5 separate regions of the Homo sapiens genome follow, and all the other regions are linked to region 1. Evidence: chromatin contacts called from ENCODE Hi-C or POLR2A ChIA-PET data. All regions are on one chromosome and are shown on one strand. Each heading gives the region's core, a stretch centred on a gene start or an enhancer-like site at or near the end of the contact. The rest is flanking DNA. Distances are from core to core; before and after follow the strand shown. Region 1 holds the start of MBLAC1 (metallo-beta-lactamase domain containing 1). Region 2 holds the start of ARPC1B (actin related protein 2/3 complex subunit 1B). Region 3 holds the start of ZKSCAN5 (zinc finger with KRAB and SCAN domains 5). Region 4 holds the start of FAM200A (family with sequence similarity 200 member A). Region 5 holds the start of GNB2 (G protein subunit beta 2).

Region 1 (2,771 bases), core at 196-2,695:
GGGAGCTGAGCCCCTCCTTTGATCTTAGTTTGGTGGCAGAGACAGGCAGTGATACTGACGATGTGATGGCAGTGTCAGGTGCACTCTGTCTTCACTAGAAAACTGGCCTCCTGGAAGGGCTGGAAGCTCCCACCCTTGACTGCTCTGACTCTGTCTCCAGCAGCTCTTCGCTGTTAGGGCTTCCCTGACAAGAGTGCAGTCCCTCTCGAGGCTGATTAGTGCAGGGCGGGCTCCTCGTCTCCGACCACCGGCTCCTGCTGGCTGTTCCCTCCACCCTCCGTCTCGGGCTGCGAGGCTTCCCTTAACACTCGAAAGGGGGGCCCGTGACCAGGTACGACCACGTCGGCAACGACCAGGACCCTCTTCCGGCTCCGCTCCTGGGCTGCGGGGTCTTCACTCAGTGCCTGCCACGAATCCTCGTCCCCATCTCGCTCAAACACATCTCCCGCCACCACCACGGTGCCCAGAGCCGTGCCGGCCACCACCACGCTCACGTCGCGCTGGCCCCCGTGGCCCGGCGTGGCCCACACCTCGAGCCCCGGGCCCAGGCGCAGGGGCTGCCCCTCACCCAGCCCGTGGGGCAGGTAGCGGCCTCCGGGAAGGCAGAAGTCGTGCGAGACCAGCAGAGCCGCGCCTGGGAACAGCCCCAAGTTCCCGATGTGATCCGAGTGCCCGTGGGTCCCCACCACTAGCGTCACGTCTCCCGGGGCCACGCCCTGCCCCGCCAGCGCCCCCAGCAGCGCCTCCCGAGCCCAGGGGCCCCCGGTGTCCACCAGGATGGGGCCACGGGCCGCCTCCTCCAGGGCGGCCTCTGCGCCGCCACTCCCGCGCGGGGACTCTCGGTGGCTGGAGGCCGGGCCCCGGGTCTGGGGTAGGACCAGGGTCACGGAGCCGTCGGCGCGCACGGCATCGCCCACACCCTCTGGCTCCGCGTAGCCCTGCAGCAGAACCACCACAGAGTAGGGGTCGCCGGGCACCAGCAGAGGGGATGCCCCGCACAGCGGCTCGGTCCGCATGAGGCTGCTCCTGGCAGGGAGGGACGGGCTGGGGAGAAAGGAAATGGAGCAGTGGGCGACCGTCCTGTCCCTCCGCGATCCCCCACCCGCGCTCGGCCCCGCCACTGCCCCTAAGCCTCGGTTCTCTGCCACCCGCCTCCCATTAAGTTGGTATCACCCTCAACCCCTGCCCAAAATGGTATCGCCCAGACTCCCTTCACACTTGGGCCCGCCCCTCCCTCGGCGTCCTCGGCCCCCGCCCCATTCCGTTCGCGGTACGTACGTCCTTGCCCGTCACCCTCCAAAGGCTATCCTTTATGTTTCCCTCCATCGAATCCTAGCCGCGCTCTACCTTGGGCCTCTGCTAGGTCTTGCCTCACTCGAAGAAAGCGCAGAAATCGAAAACGCGGGTGAGAGTTTGTCCTCTGCGGTTCCCGTGTACCCAGATATGGCGGCCGAAGCGGCGCCGCGGAGGTAGCTGTAGTTCCGGCGCCTTCACCGTGTGCCCGAGGAGGCTGCCTGGCTGGGCTCCAGCCTCCTGGCGGTTCTCCGCTCCGCAACCCCAGCAACTTCTTTGCACTGCAGAATTTTGAAGCGCCATTAGCTTTGAGGAGGGTTCATGCTCAGTTGCCCAGGCAGGAGTGCAGTGGCGCGATCATACCTCACTGCAGCCTCAACCTCCTGGGCTCATGTGATCCTCCCGCCTCAGCGTCCCGAGTATCTGGGACCACAGATGCGCACCACCAAGCCCAGCTAAGGTTTCTATTTTTTCTTTCTCTTTTTTTTTGGAGACACGGTCTAGTTCTGTTGCCAGGACTGGTCTGGAACTCCTGGGCTCCAGCGATCCTCCAGTCTTGGTCTCCTGAAGTGCTAGGATTACAGGTGTGAGCCACCGCGCCTGGTCTTTTTTTCTTTTGAGACAGTCTCGCCCTGTCGCCCAGGCTAGAGTGCAGGGGCACCATCATAGCTCGCCCCAGTCTTGAACCCCTGGTTCTAGCGATCCTCCTGCTTCAGCCTCCTGGAGTGCTGGGAATACAGGCGTGCACGCCCCTCTAAATTTTTTTTGGTTTTTTTTGAGACGGAGTCTTGTTCTGTCGCCCAGGCTAGAGTGCAGTGGCGTGATCTCAGCTCACTGCAACCTCCGCCTCCTGGGTTCAAGCGATTCTCCTGTCTCAGCCTCCCGAGTAACTGGGATTACAGGCGCCCACCACCATGCGTGGCTTTTTTTTTTGAGACGGAGTCTCGCTCTATCACCCAGGCTGGAGTGCAGTGGCACGATCTTGGCTCACTGCCAGCTCCGCCTCCCGGGTTCCCGCCATTCTTCTGCCTCAGCCTCCCGAGTAGCTGGGACTGCAGGCGCCTGCCACCACACCCGGCTAATTTTTTGTATTTTTAGTAGAGACGGGCTTTCACCGTATTAGCCAGGATGGTCTCGATCTCCTAATCTTGTTATCCACCCGCCTTGGCCTCCCAAAGTGCTGGGATTACAGGCGTGAGTCACCGCGCCCAGCCGCCCGGCTAATTTTTGTATTTTTGGTAGAGACGAGGTTTCTCCATGTTGGCCAGGCTGCTCTCGAACTCCTACACTCAGGTGATCCGCCTGCCTCGGCCTCCCAAAGTGCTAGGATTACAGGTGTGAGTCACTGCGCCCAGCCTCCAGGCTGGTCTTGACCTTTTGGACTCAAGTGATCCTCCCATCTCCACCTCTGCAGTAACTGGGACTACAGGCGCTGCACCACCAGCCCTGCAGTCTTCTTTGTGTGTGTGTGTGTGTGT
Region 2 (2,771 bases), core at 113-2,612, 750 kb after region 1:
GCATGTTACGTGGCTTTTTTTTTTTTTTTTGAGACGGAGTCTTGCTCTGTTGCCCAGGCTGGAGTGCAATGGCGTGATCTCGGCTCACTGCAACCTCTGCCTCCCGGGTTCAAGCAATTCTCCTGCCTCAGCCTCCTGAGTAGCTGGGATTACAGGTGCGTGCCACCATGCCTGGGTAATTTTTGTATTTTTAGTAGAGACAGGGTTTCACCATGTCGGTCAGGCTAGTCTCGAACTCCTGACCTCAAGTGATCCGTCCACCTCGACTCCCAAAGTGTTGGGATTACAGGCATGAGCCACAGCGCCTGGCTACATTTTATTTATTTATTTTAATAGAGAAAGGGTCTCGCAATGCTGTCCATGCTGGCCTCCAACTCCTGGCCTCAAGCGATCCTCCCGCCTGGGCCTCTCAAAATGCTAGGATTCTATGTGTGAGCCACCGCGCCCGGCCGGGATGGGTGGTGGTAGCCTCCGGGCTGCATTGGCAGAGGAGGCAGGGGGAGGTCTGACTCCCCAGGCTTGCACTCCTGATCCCTTCACTGCCCGCGGGTGCAGCCCGGCCCCGCCCCGCCCTAGGCGGCCTGGCTGCTCTCCCAGCGCCTCCGGAAAGGGAGGGGCTGCTCGGATCTGCCCTGGCCGCGGAGCCCTGCAGCTGAGGGGGTGCGTTCCGGGACCCCGCCAGCCAGGCCCGCCCCGTACGGGACCCCTCGGACCTGGCCCGGGGGAGGCGGGTGGGAGCAGCGGGAGCGGCCAGGAGGGCAGGGGCGGGGCGGCAGGAGACGCCAGCTCATTTCCCGGCGGCTGCAACCCGGAAGGCTCCGGGGATGGAGGGGAAGTGACTGGGTGTGGGGCCCCGCCGGCCCGAAGTAACGGGGCTACACCGACCGACCGCGGGGCAAGGCTGGGGATGGGGGCCGGGGAGCAGGGGCGGAAGGCACGAGGCGGAAGCTTGGGGCCGGGGGCTGGGGACGCCCCGAGGGCGCCCGGTGCGCTGGGAGCCCGCGTTTCCACAGTCTGGCCCTGCGGCCACCCCCGCGCCCCCTCCAATCCCAGGGCTCCCTCTCCTTTCCGTGAGCCCCTCGTCCCCGCGCCCCCTCCTCTCCATGTGCCCCCACTCATCCCCGTGCCCCTATTGGGCGGCGCCCCACATCTATGCGTCCTCACTTCCAGGCGCCCCCCGGTCCCCTCCTTGCACCCCCTCTCATCCCTCCAGTCCCGCTCACTCCCAGGCGGCGCCCCACATCTACGCGCCCCCCCACCTCCAGGTGGCTCCCCTGACCCCCACCTCCGGGCGCCCCCACGGCCCTCACCTCCCGCGCCCCGGCCGCGGACTCTGGGCAGTCGACGCGCCGAACCGGCTCTGGGCTCCGCGCCGGAGCAGCAGCCACTTCCTCGTGGGCGGGGGGCGGGGCCTGCCGACCTCAGCCCGGTAGGGCCCGGGGGCGGGGACCTGGGGCAGCGGTCGCGAGATCCAGGTCCCGCCCTCCCTTCGGGGTGGGGGTGCTGCCGGTACCCGCGCAGACGTCGGAGCCCAAGGCTCTGTCCGCAGAAGCCGTCCGCAACCACCGTCAATGCTTTACCAATGGGGAAACTGAGGCTGGGAGCCAGGCGCGCAGCCTGAGCCGCCGCTGGGCTGGACCTCCGAGCCTGGGCCGGGCGCACGGCCCCCGGGGACTGCCGGGCGCAGGGTCGGGGAGTCACGTCCTCTGAGCCCGGACGGCGGGTACTGCGGGCTCCGCGCTCACACGCAGGTGAGCGGCTAGCGAGCCCTGCAGCCCCGTCGGCAGCCAGCGAGGAGCTCCCTTCACGCTGATGCCGGTGGGCGCCAACTGTGCAGGCCCTGGGCGGGGAGCAGGCGGTCCGGGCGTGGCCAGGGCAGCCCGGCCCCGCCCCCTTGGCCCTCCGTGTCCTCGCCACGAAACAGGGGTGCTGTCCCCGGGCAGGGTGACACTGGCCGCCCCTGCTGACGCTGGCCGGCCAGTTAACTTCTTTCCTTTCTGTTTTACGTCAATCGGCTTCACTTCTTTAAGTTACCCGGTTAGCCTTGCAGAGCCGCCTGATTGCGGGTCTTGGGCTAGGTGGTCCCCGGAGTCTTCCCATCCTGACCCTCTGCCTCTTCAGTGGATACGTGGCCTGGCGGCCAGGCAGATGGAAGAGACCCCAGTGAAAACCTTACCTCGGCCGGTCGCGGTGGCTCACGCCTGTAATCTCAGCACTTTGGGAGGCCGAGGCGGGAGGATCACGAGCTCAGATCGAGACCATCCTGGCTATCACGGTGAAACCTCGTCTCTACTAAACAATACAAAAATTAGCCAGGCGTGGTGGCGCATGCCTGTAATCCCAGCTACTCGGGAGGCTGAGGTAGAAGAATCGCTTGAATCTAGGAGGCAGAGGTTGCAGTGAGCCGAGATCGCGCCATTACACTCCAGCCTGGGCGACAGAGTGAGACTCTGTTTCAAAAAAAAAAAAAATTAGCTGCAAGGAGCCCCATGGCGTGATGGAGCGCTGCTGTAATCCCAGCTACTCGGGAGGCTGAGGCACGAGAATTGCTTGAACCCCGGGGGCAGAGGCTGCAGTGAGCCAAGATGGGGCCCCTGCACGCCAGCCTGGCAACAGAGCGAGACTTCCTCTCAAACAACAACAAAAACCTTCCCTCCTCTTCTCTCCTTCAGACCCCTCTCTCTAGTATTTGTGCAGGGTCTTCCTGGATCTCTGGAGATCCGAGGCCAGACTCCCACCCTGTCAGGCTTAGAGGCTTTGACACTCGCTGT
Region 3 (2,771 bases), core at 181-2,680, 620 kb after region 1:
GCTGGGGGGTCTAAGTCTATAACTTCTCGGGATTCGGTCATTATCATTCCAACTCAGAGGGAAGTCTTCGAGGCTGGCTGTGTTACACTGAAACAATTGTTTTTCTGCTCTTTAATATCTTCTGAAGGACACTTTCAGTAGCATGCAACCTACTGATGTATTGGGCATCATTATTAGCAAAGACAGATGGCAAAGAGGTCATCTATACTAAAGACGACCACTCAACAAAGTAATTTACTTAAAAATAGGTACTACAAGGTAGCCATCACTTCACCCACAAAATGATAATAAGGAATAACCCCAACATTTTAAAAGTGTAAAAGAGAGCCATACAAATCTGACATCAGGCCCAACCTAAAACACAGTTTTAGAGTGAAGAACTTTACATTCCATATAAATAACGGGACGAGACTAACTAGTCCAGACGCAGCCGCTCTTTCTCTCTACCATAAGACGAACTTAAGTCGGAATAAGGGTGAAAATCATTATAATGGTCAAAACTGAGCCTGTTCTCTAAGCTACAAGAGCTTGACAGGCCAAGGGGAGACTCCATCGGTCCCAAAGAGAAGCAGCGTTTATAAGGTACAGATCTGGACCTGGATTCCTCAGAATGGCCCCTGACCCCGAGATACAGAGACTGTGGCCCGGTCAAGGTTAGGGACAGGACCCCCGTCCAGTCACGAAGCCCCTGCCCCCTCCCCTCAAGGCCCCACTCTAGGGGAGCTCTCCTGGAACATCAAGCTCCCCGCAGCCGAGGCTGGGAAGATGCGGTTCTTCCCACGGAGAGAAACCGAAGCCGACACTCCCCAACACTTCCTCGCCGGAAGTAACCAAGTCCAATCTTGCCCTGTCCAACGGGGTTAAACCGTTAGATCCCACCCCCCCCCGAAAGCACTTCCGCGTCCTCTCTAGGAATCCCGGAGGACCTCACCTCGCACGGGGGGCGGACCAATCGGCGGGGAGATGGGACGCGGGCCCCGAGTCCCAGCCCACCCTCAGTGACTCGGACGTCTCCAGGGCCCCCGAAGCCGCTCGCACAGCATCACCAAAGCGGGGAGGCAAACGGAGCCACTCTCTCCCCTGCTCCATCCCAAAGCCATTCAAACAGCCCAAGCTCCTCCCCTTTCCGTGGGGCGGGGAAGGGGGCGGGGCCTCCAGAGTTGGGCTGAGGTTGCTCGTGTCTGATTGGCCGGGGAGCTTGCGCCTTCCCCCACCCCCAACGCTCTGCGCCCCGATTTGAAGTAGGTCTGTACCTTGCTGACAGCCCGCAAACCTCGCTTATGTTGAATTTGGGGCCCTTAGGTTTTCTTCACCCGCATCCTCGCTACTCTCACCACCCACTTTCCAAACAAACCCACCTCTTGACCACCGCAGTCGGCTCAGAAGGCCGACATCTTCAACGTCACACCCGCGAGTCGCAGGGGCCAGCTGTTCCCGGAACTACATCTCCCAGGAGGTGGCGCGCGGGACTCGCCGGTTGGCCAATGGGGGGCGGCTCTCTTTGCAGCCTCGGTCTCGCGAGCCTATCAGAAGGTGGCAGGGCCCGGAGTCGTGTCCTCGGGAGCCAAGGCTGGAAGGCTGGGAGTGGGCGGAGGGAGCGGGGCATCCCTTTGAAGAGAGGGGCGTTGCTTACGCAGGGCTTCCCTGGCCAAGGGGGTCTCGTCCTTAATGATACCTCTCTTCAGCCAGGCGCGGGGTCCCACGCTTGTAAGCCTAGCTAGTGGACAGGCTGAAGAAGCAGGATCGCTTGAGCCCAAGAGTTCGAGACCAGCTCGGGCAACATAGCGAGACCCCTGTCTATTAGAAATACCCTCCCTTGGCCGGGCTCGGTGACTCACACCTGTAATGCCAGCACTTTGGGAGGCCGAGGTGGGTGGATCACCTGAGGCCAGGAGTTCGAGACCAGCCTGGCCAACATGGTGAAACCCCGTCTCTACTAAAAATACAAAAACTTAGCTGGGCGTGGTGGCGCGAGCCTGTAATCTCAGCCACTTGGGAGGCTGAGGCAGGAGAATCACTTGGACCCGGGAGGCTGAGGATGCAGTGAGCCGGGATCGCACCATTGCACTCCAGCCTGGGCAACATAGTGAGACCCCATCTCTTAGTAATAATCTCCCGTTTTTGTTTTGTTTTGTTTTGTTTTTTGAGACGGAGTCTCGTTGTCCCCCAGGCTGGAGTGCAATGGCACGATCTCGGCTCACTGTAACCTCTGCTCCCAGGTTCGGGCAATTCTCCTGCCTCAGCCTTTCGAGTAGCTGGGATTACAGGCACACTCACCACGCCCGGCTTATTTTGTATTTTTAGTAGAGACGGGGTTTCCCCATGTTGGCCAGGCTGGTCTCGAACTCCTGACCTCAGGTGATGCGCCCGCATCGACCTCCCAGTGCTCTCCTTTTCATATGGTGCTTTATAGTTTCCAGGCCCCAGCCCTCCCCTCCCCCTACGCCCCGCGCAGTTTACAAAGTTGATGGGCAGGCAGGAGAAGAGTTACTGTTGCCACTGTTTTACAGGCGCGAAGGAAGGAACTGCTGTGAAATTGCAGCATCTGCAAAAAGATGAGAAGATATTTAGAAGTTAAAGGTCTCTTTTCAGGGAGCCCAAAATCTTGCATTTTAAGTAGCTTCCTATCTAGGACCAAACCCCCGGTGAATGTTTGCAATGCCCGTATTTTGTGTGTTAGTGAGTTGGTATAGAATTTTGCACCTATGGCTTAATTTTGTTGCTCGTATAAAGTTGTTTAATGTCTATGAAAGTTGTTCCAGATGGGCATG
Region 4 (2,771 bases), core at 131-2,630, 570 kb after region 1:
GTTTCTTGTGCCAGTAGGTCCGTAGGCAAAGAAAGGAGTCGTTATAGAGATGCCTACAATTCCTGCCACACACACAACATAAATACAAAATCATATACCCAGTCAACTGCATTCAGTAATCTGCCTTCCTGGACCCTTTAGGCACTTCAGTGTAGGAATGGGGACGGGTGGGGAGGAGAGACTTTAGACAAAGAAGAAAAATACAGTGTGTAGCAATGTAATGACTCTTAGCGATGACTTGGAACCCTGGAAGGAAATATGAGGATGTATCTGGAGGAATAAGTTGAGACTATGATGTCATCACGGAGGACTGTAGGTTAGAAAGCCAGCCAGTGATAAAGGAGCAAAGATTGGATTTGACGGTGCCCTAGGAGGAAAAAAAAAAAAAAAAAAATATATATATATATATATATATATATATATGTGTGTGTATATATATATATGTGTGTGTATATATATATACATGTATATATATGTGTATATATATGTGTGTGTATATATATGTGTGTATATATATATATGGAGCAAAGATGCACTTAAGTGGATTATTGAGAAGACTCGTGGGTAGGTAGAAAATGGCAACCATAGCAAGATCAAACCCCCTAAGGAATGGAGCATTAGTGAGGGTCTAGAAGGTAATTCGGGATACCACGTAATCATAGGCTCTGTATCAGGTAGCCGTTCCTTTTGTAGGCTTTTATCTTATTGGGCTGTACCACAGACTTGCCCAGAACTTTTAGAGTCATGCCCCAGCCATTCAAGGTCTCAGTTACTGTTTTATAAAAGGTGAAGTTATTCTTGATCTAATCATAGAAGCCCTAATTATTACAATAACACTTGGACAGCAAAAACGCCTCAAATTCAACTTATTTCACCGTTGCTAATCTGAAAACTCCCTGGAAACATAAGGCAAACTCAGAATTTTATAACTATCTAGTGTTGGAAAGAACGTCTGTTGCCTATAGATCAAGTATTTGAAAATACTGCCCATTCAACTGGCAATACGTACATAATCAGCGTCTCAAGAGACAATCCCTTCGATTTGTGAAACCATTTATTCTTGATCTTCCTGTCTCCACCCTCGTTTCATTCAGCTCCTCTGCCACAGACAATCACTATTTTTATTGTAACTATTACAATTATTGTCATCAAGAAAAATAGAAGGAACATATAAATATCTGAGCAGGGCGGTATAAAGGGAAATTCATCCCTTTTTCCCCGCCCTGTGCACCTCCTCGGAGCGGACAAGCTGAGGAGCAAGATCCCCAAACCCGAGATTAGAGCCCTACACAGGGATGCAAAGTCCTCCCGCGATCCTAGAGAGGACCCCGAAGCGGAGCGCAGCTCCGGAAGGCGGGTGTGACGCACTTCCGGCTTTTGTGACGCTTTCCCTGGGCTCTGAAGGCCAGGGGGCTTGGATGTGAGTCTAGTGCTCCTGGTCCCCAAAGTCACAACCCCTTCTATCCCAGCATCCCAGACTTCTCCGGGCGGGGACAGAGTTGGACGTGCATGGCTGTGTCCTGCAATCCCCTCGCCACGACCGCCCGGGACGGAGTGGAAGCGGGTCCGTGCCCCCGTTCCTCGCGCCAGCCTCGGCGGTGGCAAGCGCTGTCCCCCAGCAGAGGTGTCCCTGGATACAGGTGGGAAGGGAACGAAGTTTTGGTTTCCGGATTGGAGACACCCCTGGGACTGGAGAGAGGCGGTCTGCGTGTCCCTTCTGGACCCCCAGTCCTGGTGTTTTACCCCAAAGACGCGCGGACAAAATGACCCCAGTCAGATATCTGTGCTCCCCAGTTGTGCCCACTGGTTTTTCTTGTGGTGGGGGCTTTTCTGGTTTCCTGGGTACCCCGAGTTGTAAAATTCTGGCGATCTTACACGATACCAAGTGCCATTGGCCTTATAATTTGTTTTATTCGGATGGGCTCGTTAAGCCAGTGTCCGCGGATGATATGTTCACCCTCAAACCCAGTACCATTATGGTGGTGATTAGAGTGAAGGCCGGGCGCAGTGGCTCACGCCCATAATCCCAGCACTTTGGGAAGCCTAGGCAGGCGAATCGTTTGAGGCCAGGAGTTCTGAGATCAGCCTTGCCAACCTAGAGAAACCCTGTCTCTACTAGAAATACAGAAAATTAGACGTGGCGGCACACGCCTGTAATCCCAGCTGCTTGGGAGGCTGAGGCAGGGGAATCGCTTGAACCCGGGAGGCGGAGGTTGCAGTGAGCCAGGATCGCGTCACTGCACTCCAGCCTGGGAGACAGAGAGAGAGAGTGAGACTCTGTCTCAAAAACAAAAAAAGAGAATGTTTGAAGCCTACTGAATAAAGAAGTGATTTGGATATAATAGGAAAAGCTCATTTACACTTCACCCTTTCCTTTCAAGACTTTAGGAAGGGGTCTTTTTGTTTCTTTGGTTGGTTTTTTTGTTTTTGAGACAGAGTCGCCCAGGCTGGAGTGCAGTGGTGCGATCTCGGCTCACTGCAACCTCCAGCGCCCGAGTTCAAGCTTCTCCTGCCTCAGCTTCCTGAGTAGCTGGAATTACAGGCGCCTGCCACCATGCCCGGCTAATTTTTGTACTTTTAGTAGAGACGGGGTTTCGCCATGTTGGCCAGGCTGGGAAAATGAACTCCTGACCTCAGGTGATCCGCCCGCCTCGGCCTCCCAAAGTGCTGCAATTACAGGGGTCAGCCACCACGCCCTGCCAGGAAGGGTTTTAAATGAGCAATTTCGGACATGGGGGGTTTTCAGTTGTGGGAGGTATCTATGCTTGACA
Region 5 (2,771 bases), core at 1-2,500, 550 kb before region 1:
GACATTTCCCCTCCTTGTAAGTTCAGCTTTCTACGCCAGTGCCAAGGGGTGACCCTCAAAATCGGGGGATGGGGGGTGCGGGCAGAACTCCTTACTCTACCCAACCCCCAGGCCCGCACAAAGCCTCTTCCACCTACTAGCAGCCCAGGCCTGGCGGCACCGCCGGAGGCCCAGGGCAGAAGGAAGCACGGCTGGAGGAAGAAACTGGGGGCGGGGGCGACGTTCTCAGCCCTCGGTCCCCATCACCCCCCAGGGCCCTCAGCAGCCCCCAGACTCTAGGGATATAGCAGCCGGCGCTCCATAGAGAAATGAGGGTGCAACCGCCTCCGCAGGTCTGGCGGGGCTCAGGAGAGTGACGGGAGGGTCCCTGGATCTGGCAGCTGGAAGGCGCGGGCTGGTGCGGCGCTGCGAAGCGCAGTGGGCCTGGCCCTCCAGCCCCTACGACCTCCATTTTGCCTAAAAGAAAGCTGGGCGGGGGGCGGGCGCCTGGGAGCTGGGCTTGGGGTGAGGATCTGTAAAGGGAATAGGGCGCCGAGGGCTCCAGTTTCGGCGAGTGGGGCCAGAAACCACGGGCAGCACCCAAATCGTGGGTAGGGTGGAGACGAAAGGAAGGGTGGCGCGCGGCCTTGCCTGCTTCTCCCCGATTTTGGAGTTGTGCAAGGCGAGGGCCGGCAGGGGTGCGACAGTGGAGGACACGAGGGGTGCTCCCCGGGGGCAGGCGGGAGGGTGGCGGTGGGGAAAGGGGGCGGGGCGGGGCCTAGAGGAAGCCCGGAATTTAGCCCCCCAACTTCCGAGGGAGCAAGAGGCAGTCGGGGCTGGGCTGGGGTCTGGGGTCGGGCAAAAACTTCGCTGATGGTGCGGGGAAGCGCACGCACGGTGGGGGGCGAGGGTTCCCCAGTTCCCCTTCCGGGTTTGGGAGCGACCGGGCAAGAGGGGAAGGGAGCGGAGGTCTGGGGAGTTACGTCCGCTCCCAGGAGGCCAGCCCCGGGAGACCGAAGGAAGAGAGGTTCCCCTGGGGGAAATTGGGGCTGGGGGGCGAGAGGACTCCTTTTGCCAGCGAAGGTACCTGTGGCGGTGGGACTCTGCGGCGGAGGTCGCTGGCGGTGCGCGGGCGGCGCTGTCTTCCTCCGCGGCGGAGGCGGCGGCGGCGGCGGCGGCGGCGGCGGCGGCGGCGCGGATGGATTTCCTCAGTGGCCCCAGCCCCGCCGCCAGCGCTGCCTCCCCAGAGCGGAGGGATCCCGCCCGCCAGTGACGCGGCTGCCGCCGCCGCGCCCAGGACCCGGCTGGGCGAGACCAACTGCCTCGCACTTGGGGGAAGCCAGGAGACAAAACCCCACCGAGGGAGCAAAGACGGGCCCAGTCGCTCCCAAGGTTCTCACCCTACGCTTTGTGGACGCAAACCGTACTCAAAGGGTTTGCTTCACGGAAAGGAGTAAGACATCCCCCCTCTGGGACTGGAGGAGGTGGTACTGGCATATGAGGAGGGTGAGACCGCTCGCTGGTCACGTGATCAGCCTCCCGCCCCGCCTGGAATGGGTGGCTCCAGACTGGGAAGGGGAGTTCGACGCCCCAGTTCCCGGTTGGGCCACGCCCCGGCCCTGAGGAGGCCACGCCCCTCACCAGGGGGCGGAGCTAAAGAGACCTGGACGGGGCCGGCCTCGAGGCTGCTGGAAGAAGAAGCGCGATTCCGAGAAAGTCCCCGAGCGGGAGTGGGTAGGGGCTGATGCGGGCGCCCCGGGAATGCCATGAGAAGGGTCGTGTCCAGGCATTTCCTCAGCCTCGCCCACTGGGCCTTTGTAGACCCCCTTTCAGGGCTTGCCACTGAAATAACAACTCATTTATTGAGAGCCACACTTTTTTTTTTTGAGACGGAGTCTCTCTCTGTCGCCCAGGCTGGAGTGCTATCTCAACTCACTGCAACCTCCGCCGCCCGGGTGCAAGCGATTCTCCTGCCTCAGCCTCCTGAGTAGCTGGGACTACAGGCGTGTGCCACCACACCCGGCTAATTTTTTGTATTTTTAGTAGAGACGGGGTTTCACGGTGTTAGCCAGGATGGTCTCCATCTCCTGACCTCGTGATCTGCCTGTCTCGGCCTCCCAAAGTGCTGGGATTACAGGCGTGAGCCACCGCGCCTGGCCCGACACTTATTTTTTAATTGGAGTACAGTGACGCGATTGTAGGTCACTGCCACCTCAATCTCCTCGGCTCAAGTGATCTTCCTGCCTCAGCCTCCCTAGTACCTGGGACCACAGGCGTGCCCCAGCCACCATGCCCAGCTAATTTTTAAATTTTTGGTAGAGGTGGGGTCTTGCTATGCTGCCCAGGCTGACATATGTTAAGTCTCACAATACTGGGAAATTAAGTGCTAACATTCTCCCCATTTTCTTTTCTTTTCTTTTTTTTTTTTTTGGAGACAGGGTCTCACTCTGTCGCCCAGGCTGAAGTGCAGTGGCATGATCTCGGCTCACTGCAACCTCCGCCTCCTGGGTTCAGGCGATTCTCCTGCCTCAGCCTCTGGAGTAGGTGGGATTACAGGCGCCCGCCACCATGCCCAGCTAATTTTTTTTTGTATTTTTAGTAGAGACGAGGTTTCACCATGTCGGCCAGGCTGGTCTCAAACTCCTGACCTCAGGTGATGTGCCCGTCTCGGCCTCCCAAAGTGCTGGGATTACAGGCGTGAGCCACCGCGCCCAGCCTTCTCCCCATTTTCTAATAGTGGAAAGAGACCTGAGGCTGCAGAGTTTAGATATGAACCCAGGCAGCCAAAACTT

What was found. A loop is a pair of places that touch in the nucleus more often than their neighbours do. ChIA-PET counts read pairs that join two places held with the same protein, here RNA polymerase II (POLR2A). Pooled maps may share reads with other maps.
Region 2: a loop to region 1 is called in a pooled map, with 2.5 times the contacts of the local background. The contact joins the promoter of ARPC1B here to the promoter of MBLAC1 in region 1. A Hi-C loop is called at or near these places in 5 of 50 pooled maps. POLR2A ChIA-PET finds 5 or more read pairs at or near these places in 3 of 52 experiments (GM10248, HEK293T and activated CD4-positive, alpha-beta T cell).
Region 3: a loop to region 1 is called in a pooled map, with 5 times the contacts of the local background. The contact joins the promoter of ZKSCAN5 here to the promoter of MBLAC1 in region 1. A Hi-C loop is called at or near these places in 8 of 50 pooled maps. POLR2A ChIA-PET finds 5 or more read pairs at or near these places in 3 of 52 experiments (H1, activated CD4-positive, alpha-beta T cell and activated T-cell).
Region 4: a pooled map shows a loop between it and region 1 (2.7-fold over the local background). The contact joins the promoter of FAM200A here to the promoter of MBLAC1 in region 1. A Hi-C loop is called at or near these places in 7 of 50 pooled maps.
Region 5: a loop to region 1 is called in a map of CD14-positive monocyte, with 3 times the contacts of the local background. The contact joins the promoter of GNB2 here to the promoter of MBLAC1 in region 1. A Hi-C loop is called at or near these places in 2 of 168 maps with a recorded cell type or tissue (CD14-positive monocyte and naive thymus-derived CD4-positive, alpha-beta T cell), 5 of 37 single-sample maps with no recorded cell type and 13 of 50 pooled maps.

The regions. Positions count from the first base shown.
Region 1 is chr7:100,125,641-100,128,411 of GRCh38, reverse strand. MBLAC1 (metallo-beta-lactamase domain containing 1) reads right to left here and starts at 1,445. Exons shown (of 2, transcript NM_203397.3): 1 at 1,348-1,445; 2 at 1-1,044. The coding sequence starts at 1,016. The coding sequence ends at 216. It also overlaps a transcript of TAF6 not described here. RefSeq lists silencers at 536-1,015, 1,106-1,225 and enhancers at 1,426-1,495, 2,206-2,771.
Region 2 is chr7:99,373,321-99,376,091 of GRCh38, reverse strand. It overlaps ARPC1B (actin related protein 2/3 complex subunit 1B), which reads right to left and starts at 1,362. Exons shown (of 10, transcript NM_005720.4): 1 at 1,311-1,362. RefSeq lists silencers at 452-1,091, 1,102-1,981 and an enhancer at 2,282-2,771.
Region 3 is chr7:99,503,321-99,506,091 of GRCh38, reverse strand. It overlaps ZKSCAN5 (zinc finger with KRAB and SCAN domains 5), which reads right to left and starts at 1,430. Exons shown (of 7, transcript NM_145102.4): 1 at 1,359-1,430; 2 at 1-87. The coding sequence starts at 47. RefSeq lists enhancers at 764-843, 1,224-1,403, 1,794-1,843.
Region 4 is chr7:99,550,723-99,553,493 of GRCh38, reverse strand. FAM200A (family with sequence similarity 200 member A) reads left to right here and starts at 1,380. Exons shown (of 2, transcript NM_145111.4): 1 at 1,380-1,640. It overlaps LOC105375422 (a long non-coding RNA gene), which reads right to left and starts at 1,329. Exons shown (of 3, transcript XR_927801.4): 1 at 1,010-1,329. RefSeq lists an enhancer at 1,634-1,823.
Region 5 is chr7:100,672,219-100,674,989 of GRCh38, reverse strand. GNB2 (G protein subunit beta 2) reads right to left here and starts at 1,250. Exons shown (of 10, transcript NM_005273.4): 1 at 1,067-1,250. RefSeq lists enhancers at 151-230, 431-640 and silencers at 1,071-1,250, 1,501-1,580, 1,591-1,720.